Linked DNA regions of Homo sapiens: region 2 is linked to region 1. A link is an interaction called in ENCODE POLR2A ChIA-PET data of the cell type or tissue named here. Cell type or tissue: PC-9. All regions are shown on one strand.

Evidence for each region. ChIA-PET counts read pairs that join two places held together with the same protein. Peaks named below come from ENCODE experiments on the same cell type or tissue, not always from the same donor. Only the 100,000 strongest peaks of a DNase experiment are listed, where the experiment ranks them.
Region 2: POLR2A ChIA-PET joins it to region 1 with 6 read pairs; 2 of 35 experiments call an interaction of 5 or more read pairs at or near these places.

What each region holds. Positions count from the first base shown.
Region 1 is chr5:1,330,961-1,334,960 of GRCh38, forward strand. CLPTM1L (CLPTM1 like) reads right to left here. Exons shown (of 17, transcript NM_030782.5): 7 at 3,329-3,423; 8 at 839-923. Among named protein-coding and RNA genes, the nearest start is that of CLPTM1L, 12 kb to the right of the region's middle. In PC-9, no CTCF peak of the experiment used is centred here; a DNase peak (open chromatin) is centred at 1,831.
Region 2 is chr5:965,005-969,004 of GRCh38, forward strand. No RefSeq gene overlaps it. Among named protein-coding and RNA genes, the nearest start is that of LINC02982, 30 kb to the right of the region's middle. RefSeq lists an enhancer at 332-833. In PC-9, no CTCF peak of the experiment used is centred here; no DNase peak of the experiment used is centred here; H3K27me3 peaks cover 4,000 bases.

The DNA.
Region 1 (4,000 bases):
GGCCCCCAGGCAGCCAGGGCCACCTGCTTGGGCGTCTTTTCCATGCGAGAAAAACAACTTGTTCGGGTCTGATACTGGAGCCAAATGCTCCTCACTCCTAACCAACAGGACACACCCACTCCTCGTCCTCACACCCATCAACCACTCGCCCCTGTCCAGACCGCCGCTCCCCACCCCACTGTGACAACCTCCACCCCTGCAAGGTCAGGAGGACCCCTCACTCACTTGGGCCCCTTAAACCACGGCAGGCACCCTTGGCCAGGAACACTGGTCCCAGATCTTGGCAGGCCTCCTGCCTGGGCTGCCTGGCCTCAGGGGTCCCTGACTGCCCTACCTAACAGCTGCACACTGCCTGTCACTGCTGGGCACAGCACCACGGGCCTATTAACTGCCATCACCTGGCAGGCCCCACACGCCCAGGCCTGCGCTGGTCGGGGAAGGAACACCGGCGGGAGGACGGGGCGAGGGAACCAAGACAGGGGATGTGAGGCCCCAGCCCTGCTCAGCGCCCATGAGCAGCCGGGAAGGCTCGAGAGGTCCATGCATCTCACTCTCCACAGCCCAGACCCAGACCCCATGCACGCCAGAGTCCGCAGCCAGGCCCTGAGCTGTGCAGCCGCTGGAGGCCCTGAGCCGTGCAGCCTCTGATGGTCCCACCACAATTGCCGCAACGGCTCCCTGGGCTTTACGGTGCCTGGTCTCAGAGGCTTCTCAAGAGCCAAGCACACACCCGGGGCTGTGTCTGCAGCCAGCAGTGAGGCAGGCAGCCCTCTACCGCAGGCTCCAGTGAGCTCCCTGGGGCAGAGTATCTGAGCAGGGCCACGCTCGGGGGGCCTACCTGCCTTGGTGGACATGCCGATCATGCTCTTCTTCTTCTTCCAGAAACTGATGTCATTTTTAAAGGCCAGGAAATCAAAGAGAAGCTAGAGAGAACACACACGACAGCAACTCACATCTCCTGCTGTTTCCATCTCCTGTGAGACAGAGATAGAGGCTTCGTGTGTGACCGTGAGACTGCAGGTGTACTCAGCCTCAGGATGCATCAGGATAAGTGTCTACACTCGGGACCCATGCCTCTACGCGCCTGGCCTGCCATGTCAGAACCTAGAGTGCCCAGGCGGGCTTTGCAGGGGCACTTCTGAAATAATACGTACCTTTGACTTGAACTGCTGGAAAGGCCCCCAGGCAATTGGAGGCTCTGGATTCCCCTGGATCATGGGCCTGGCTGGGCACCCCTGCTCTCGGGTTGTGCCCACTCAGGGCAGCCTCATCTCTCAACTGTGCTAAAAACGCAAGGGCTGGGCATGGTGGCCCATGCCTGTGATCCCAGCTACTGCAAGGCCAAGGCCAAAGGACCACCTAAGCCCAGGGGTTTGAGACCAGCCTGGGCAACGTACTGAGACCTGTCTCCAAAAAAAACTTAAAAAAACCTAACCATGCATGATCTCATCCTTAGAGACACTGACCTTTTAATAAAAATCGTTTAATTCTCTAGTACGGCTTTGGAAAGTTTTAGCTTGACTGGCAGCCAAACTCCCAGGCACTCAGAACCAGTGCCGGCCGCACTCCTGGGTGCCGCCTAACCACAGGCCAGCCTAACAGCCACAAGGATGGCTCTCCCTAGCAGCTCAGCTCCACGAACAACAGTAAGAGCACAGCAGCCTTGCTTTACCCATGGTTTACTGTCCATGGTTTCGGTTAGCACGGAGCAGTGCGATGAGACAGATATTCTGAGAGTGAGACCACACCCACGTAACTTTATCACACTGTCCTGTCCTGTTTCTGTTACCAGTTATTGTGGGTAATCTCTTACTGTGCTTAACTTATAAATTGAACTTTATCAAAACCATTACATAATACATATATTCATTCATTACGTTATTTGATACACATATTCAGACATCCAATGAGGGTCTTTGAACACACCCCCTGAGGATGAGGGACTACTGTATAACACCAGATGAGGATAAGGGGCGGACTACTGTATATACACTGGATGAGAACAAGGGGGGACTACTGTATACACACGGGATGAGGATAAGGGGGGAATACTGTAGACACACCGGATAAGGGGGGACTACTGTATACACACCGGATGAGGATAAGGGGGGACTACTGTATACACACCGGATGAGGATAAGGGGGGACTACTGTAGACACACCGGATAAGGGGGGACTACTGTATACACACCGGATGAGGATAAGGGGGGACTACTGTATACACACCGGATGAGGATAAGGGGGGACTACTGTAGACACACCGGATAAGGGGGGACTACTGTATACACACCAGATAAGGGGGGACTACTGTATACACACCAGATGAGGATAAGGGGAGACTACTGTATACACACGGGATGAGGATGAGGGACTATTGTATACACACCACATGAGGATAAGGGGGGACTACTGTATACACACCAGATGAGGATAAGGGGGGACTACTGTATACACACACGGGATGAGGATAAGGGGGGACTACTGTATACACATTGGATGAGGATAAGGGGGGACTATTGTATACACACCAGATGAGGATAAGGGGGGACTACTGTATACACACCAGATGAGGATAAGGGGGGACTACTGTATACACACCGGATGAGGATAAGGGGAGACTACTGTATACACACGGGATGAGGATGAGGGACTATTGTATACACACCAGATGAGGATAAGGGGGACTACTGTATACACACCGGCTGAGGATAAGGGGGGACTACTGTAGACACACCGCAAGAGGATAAGGGGGGACTACTGTATACACACCGGATGAGGATAAGGGGGGACTACTGTATACACACCGGATGAGGATAAGGGGGGACTACTGTATACACATCGGGTAAGGGGGAACTACTGTATACACACAGGACTGACTTTTTACATTTAAAAATCAGTGTGTTAGAATTTATACAAGAGAACTACTTTCTGCTAGAGGCTGCCCAGCTCCGCCCCTGGCTCTGCATGGGGTCGGGGCCTGGGCAGGGGAGAGTGAGATGCCTGCACCTATTCATCTCATTGGTGTGGACACTGCTCAGAGTACCCTGGATCCTTTTCAAAACCGCCCCCAAAGCCAGCACAGCCCAAGTCGCCAAGGCTGTGGACGGAGCTTTATGGTCCCTCCCTTTTCAGAACTGGGAGAAACCGCCCACTGGGACAATGGTCGCCTGGTGTCAGGCGTGCTGGCTGCTGAGTGATGGGAGTGGACACTTGAGGGCCACAGGGCTGGACGGCGCCCACAAACCCCAGGTCCAGGACCCCTGCAGGAGGCCCGGGGCCCAGGGAGCCCCCCAAGTGCCTGCGGCAAGCCCCCCGGTGGATGACTCACATGGAACGCTGCGACAAAGAAGGTCAGCGCCAGGAAGTATAAGTTGGTATCTACAAAAATTCCTTTCACCTCATCAGCATCTTTCTCTGAAAACCCTGTCAAGGAAAAAAAAACATACAATATAAAACAGGCAATGTCAATCTTACCTAACATTACAAATACAGTTTTCAATATAAAAATTTAGGCCGGGCGCAGTGGCTCATGCCTGTAAACCCAGCACTTTGGGAATCTCAGGCAGGCAGATCACTTGAAGTCAGGAGTTCAAGACCAGCCTGGTAAACATGGTGAAACTCCATCTCTACTAAAAATACAAAAATTAGCTGGGCGTGGGGGCACGCGCCTGTAATCCTAGCTACTGGGGGGACTGAGGAACGAGAATCGCTTGAATCCGGGGGGCGGAGGCTGCAGTAACCAGAGATTGTGCCACTGCACTCCAGCCTGGGCAACAGAGCGAGACTCTGTCTCAAAACAAACAAACAAACAAACAAACAAACAATAAAAATAAATCTCATCAACAGTTAAGGTTCATTTGACCAAACTCATGGCATTTCACATATTATGTTCTTAATAAAGCCAATTTCCAGACAATCAACCAGGTCATCTCCAAGGAGAGAAGTGAGGCAGGCGCTGCTAGCCTCTGATTCAACGTCTGTGCAAGGATCTGCAGCAGGA
Region 2 (4,000 bases), 370 kb before region 1:
GCACAGGCAGAACCAGCACGGTGCCTCCCCAGAGTCCGGTGACCTGAGGAGCTGCCAGGACGGCCAGACCCCAGTGAGTCAGTGACCACCAGGACGGCCAGGCACTCTCAGCAGCAGAATTCAGGCTGCATTCATTTTCTCCAAGGAGTGCAGTGTGGGTTCGGACAGTTTGAGCTCAAGCATTAGGGCTCTGTGGAGCAGGATCACAGCTAGTTATTGGGAAATCACCAAAAATGCATCGATACACAATTCTAGGTTCCAAACAAGAAGAGAAAGGACACTTTCGCTTTTAAAAGAAGGAAGATACAAAGCCTGGCAATGAACAGAAGTTTACAGAACAGAAAAATATGGGGTTAAAAACAGCCATTGGAGTCTTCCCAATTCTCATTCAGAGAGGGTGGCATGAAAGCCAACAGAAATCGATGTTGATAGGAAACAAGTGTCATCAGAGAAGGTAAGGGCATTCGCAGAGGGAATAATATTATTTGTGAACTGTCATGGCATGGCCGTTTTTAAACTTATCTTCACAGCATCTCTCCTCATAAGCAAGAGCATGAAGAGCACGGAGAATGTCTGTTTGGTGGCCGACAGCCATCACGGGGTCTCTACGTGCCGGCCAGTCCTCACCTCGTTTGCACGCGTTTATGAACTTAGCCCTCCCTCCGCACCATGAAGGGGCCCTTATCGTCCCGTTTCACAGGTGTGGAGACAGAGGCTCGAGGGGAGAAACAGCCCTGGCGGGCGAAGGCAGAGCTGAGCTTCCGAGAAGGGCCTCCTGTGTTCAGAAATTCCAAAGGAGAAGTAGAAGTTGTCCTGTGGGCAGGAGGGGAGGGAGAAACTCCCAGATGACAGGTGCGAGCCGCGGCCTCGTGCTGACATCTAGAACCGGATGATGGGAGCGAACCGCGGCCTCGTGCTGACGTGTAGAGTGGGAGGGACCCTGGCATCCAGGGGCTTCTTTCTTGGGGAAACACCAAGTATAGAAAGTCAACCATCGTTGTCTCTCACGTAGGATTAACTGTTGCTTTTCAGCTTTTTTACACTTATTTTTTGTTAAGCTATGTCACTACACTTTTTTTTCTGAAATAACGTTAGACTTATGGAAGAGTTGCCAAGATCGTCCAGGAGTCCCCGCCCCCTTCAGGCAGCTTCCTCCCGTGTCAGCACCTTGCATACCCGACCTTGACCACAAGGATTGAGGCTAAGAATTAACACGGGGCAATTAACTACACAGTAGCTTGATTCAGATTCCTCCAGTTTCTGGTAACATCCACCTCCTGCTTTAGAAACAACACTGAGTTCCATGAGCACGCAGGTGTCATCTCGCTGTAGGCTCCAGCCCACGGCAGGCCCCGTGTTTCCTTGCCTCCCATGGCCTTGCCACTTGGAAGAGCACTGGCTGGGTGTTTTGAAGAACAGCCCTCAGTTTGAGTTTGCTATTTTATCATGTCTGGATCGAAGTTATGTGTCTGTGCCAAGAAACTGGCAGAAGCCCCATACCCTGCTCAGCGTCCGCAGTAGTGACTCACGGGCCCTATGCTTTGCCTCATTATGGGTTGTTTTGGCCCTGGTCACCTGGTTCTGGTGGGATCTGCTGGCTTCCCCCACTGTAACGTTACTATTCTTCATTTGTAATTTATTTATTTGTATTTACTTATTTTGAGATGGGGTCTCTCTCTGTCCCTCAGGCTGGAGTGCGGTCGTGCAATTTTAGCTCACGGCAACCTCTACCTCCCGGGCTCAAGCAATCCACTCGCTCAGCCTCCCAAGTAGCTGGGACTACAGGTGTGTGCCACTGCGCCCAGGTAATTTTTGTATTTTTTTAGAGACAGGATTTCACCGTGTTGCCCAAGCTTCTCTCAAACTCCTGAGCTCAGATGATCTACCTGCCTTGGCCTCTCAGGGAAGATACTTTGAGACTACAAGAGTATCCTATTTCTCCTCAAAGTCTTTTCTGCTAATTTTAGCATGGGTTGGTGGGTTTTGTCTGCAACAATTACTACTGTGGTGTTCTGAGATGATTTGTTTCCTCACTACTCTGCTGGAATTCCTCTGAAGGAAGGACCGCCCTCCCCTCACTGATTTATTCAATCACTCGTGTGCCTTCATGTGGACTTGTGCATATTTATGCTTTGGATGATCATCCCACACTGTCATTATTTACTTAGTTGCTAAAATTTACCCAGCTCTGGCCACTGGGCTTTTCCAGGCGGGCCCTTGGGACCCTCCCATCCTTCGGGAGCACTTTCTCGCTTTCCAGCATAACCCCAGGCTGCCCCGGTTTTTCCCCCAGCCCTGGAATCCATCATTTCTCCAAGGAACCCTGCTCTTTTTACTGGAGAATGAGCTTTAGAGACCAAGGTCAGGGCACTAACTGTGCTCATTGCTGCTGGGGTGTCGCTGAGCAAAGAGAAATGTGAATAGCAAATTAGCCTATAATTATTAATAATTATTTATTGATGGGTAAATAAAGGAATGAATGAAGGAGGAATTATTCAAAATACTCAAAAGATGGATGTTGAGTACGACACTTCCTCCTTGTAAGAAATAATTTAAATGTAAATGAACACGTATCTAACTTACAGCAGGGGCTATGCCTCTTGGTGTTTTCCTGTGTGTACATCGCTGTGACACATGAAAAACGGAGAGACACCCAGAGGCAATGAGAAATGCTGAACGACGCAAAGCAAAACAAAAGCAAACATTTAAAACAAACTTCTAAGTTTACAAGAAAGAAAGAACAGACTTCGAAAAAATACCCACCTGTCGATAAAATGAGATAAATTGACCATAGATGAACCTGCTCATCAACCAGTCTGGGATCCATATTTACATTATTTCTGTGATGCCAGAACTACCAGGTAAAAAGACAAACAAACAGAAACGGTCCCAGGCTGGTGACAAGCCAAGACTGCCTAAACCAGGGCCACCTGCTCTGAAGGGGGACTCCCCCACCTGCCTCCTGAGATTCCCACGGTCAGAGTTCCCCCAAAGACGATCCTACAGTCCTAGTGACGAAACACCCAGGGAAGCCAGCCCCAGGAGTGAGAGCTGCCAGAGGCCGCCTGTGCCCAGACACGAGCCCCAGAGTTAATCTATAGTGACCATCTTTAAAGTTATCAACTGTAGAAGAAGGGTTCAAAATCAAAGGAAAACATGGGACACCATGAAAAATACGAAGAGTTTTAAAAGAATAAAATAAAGCCTCTAAAAATGAAGTGTAGAGCTATTGAAATTTCTTTTTTTCTTTGAGTGGCTGAAGGGGGTAGTTCCCTTTCTCTGTGGGTTTTCAGCAGTTTCCCTGTGATTTTCAATAGGAAAAGCAACAGATTCAGCATAGCTGAAAGATTTCCCCTACAAAATAGCCCACAATGTCCACACAGAGAGTGAAGGAGGTGCGGACAAATGGGAGATGAAGACACACAGAGGAGAGAATGAAAAGCTTCCACTGGTTGTTAACAGGATTCACAGGGGAACAGGAAATCAAATGTTACGGGCTGGCAATAATAGAACAAGACAGATAAACTCACATCCAGACACATTGCAATGAAACCATAAAACACAGAAGACTGAGATCTTTAAAGCAAAAAACAATTGCTTTAAGCCACGTTAACTACAAAGGGGCATTTGAACGATGGAGGCTTCCCAAGAGCAGAAGCAGGACAGAGACGCAAAGTCCCTTCCACACAGTGGGGGAATGGCAGTCAGCCTCAAATTCGACACCCGGTTTGTGGGGTGAGAGGTTTTTCTCATTATCTTGATTATGATAATGGCTTCATGGGTTTATATCTATATTTCAAAACCTACCAAATTGTAGCCTTTCAATATAATCATTTTTGTATGCCAGTTGTTCCTGCATAAGGCTATAAAAAAAAAAAAAAGAAGAAGAAGAAAAGAAAGACAAACCCTAACAGACAGGCTTCACAGCGGATTAGACACAATTGAAGAGGAGACTGGGAAGCCAGACCATGAGGCAGTGGAAAATATCCAGACAGAAGAA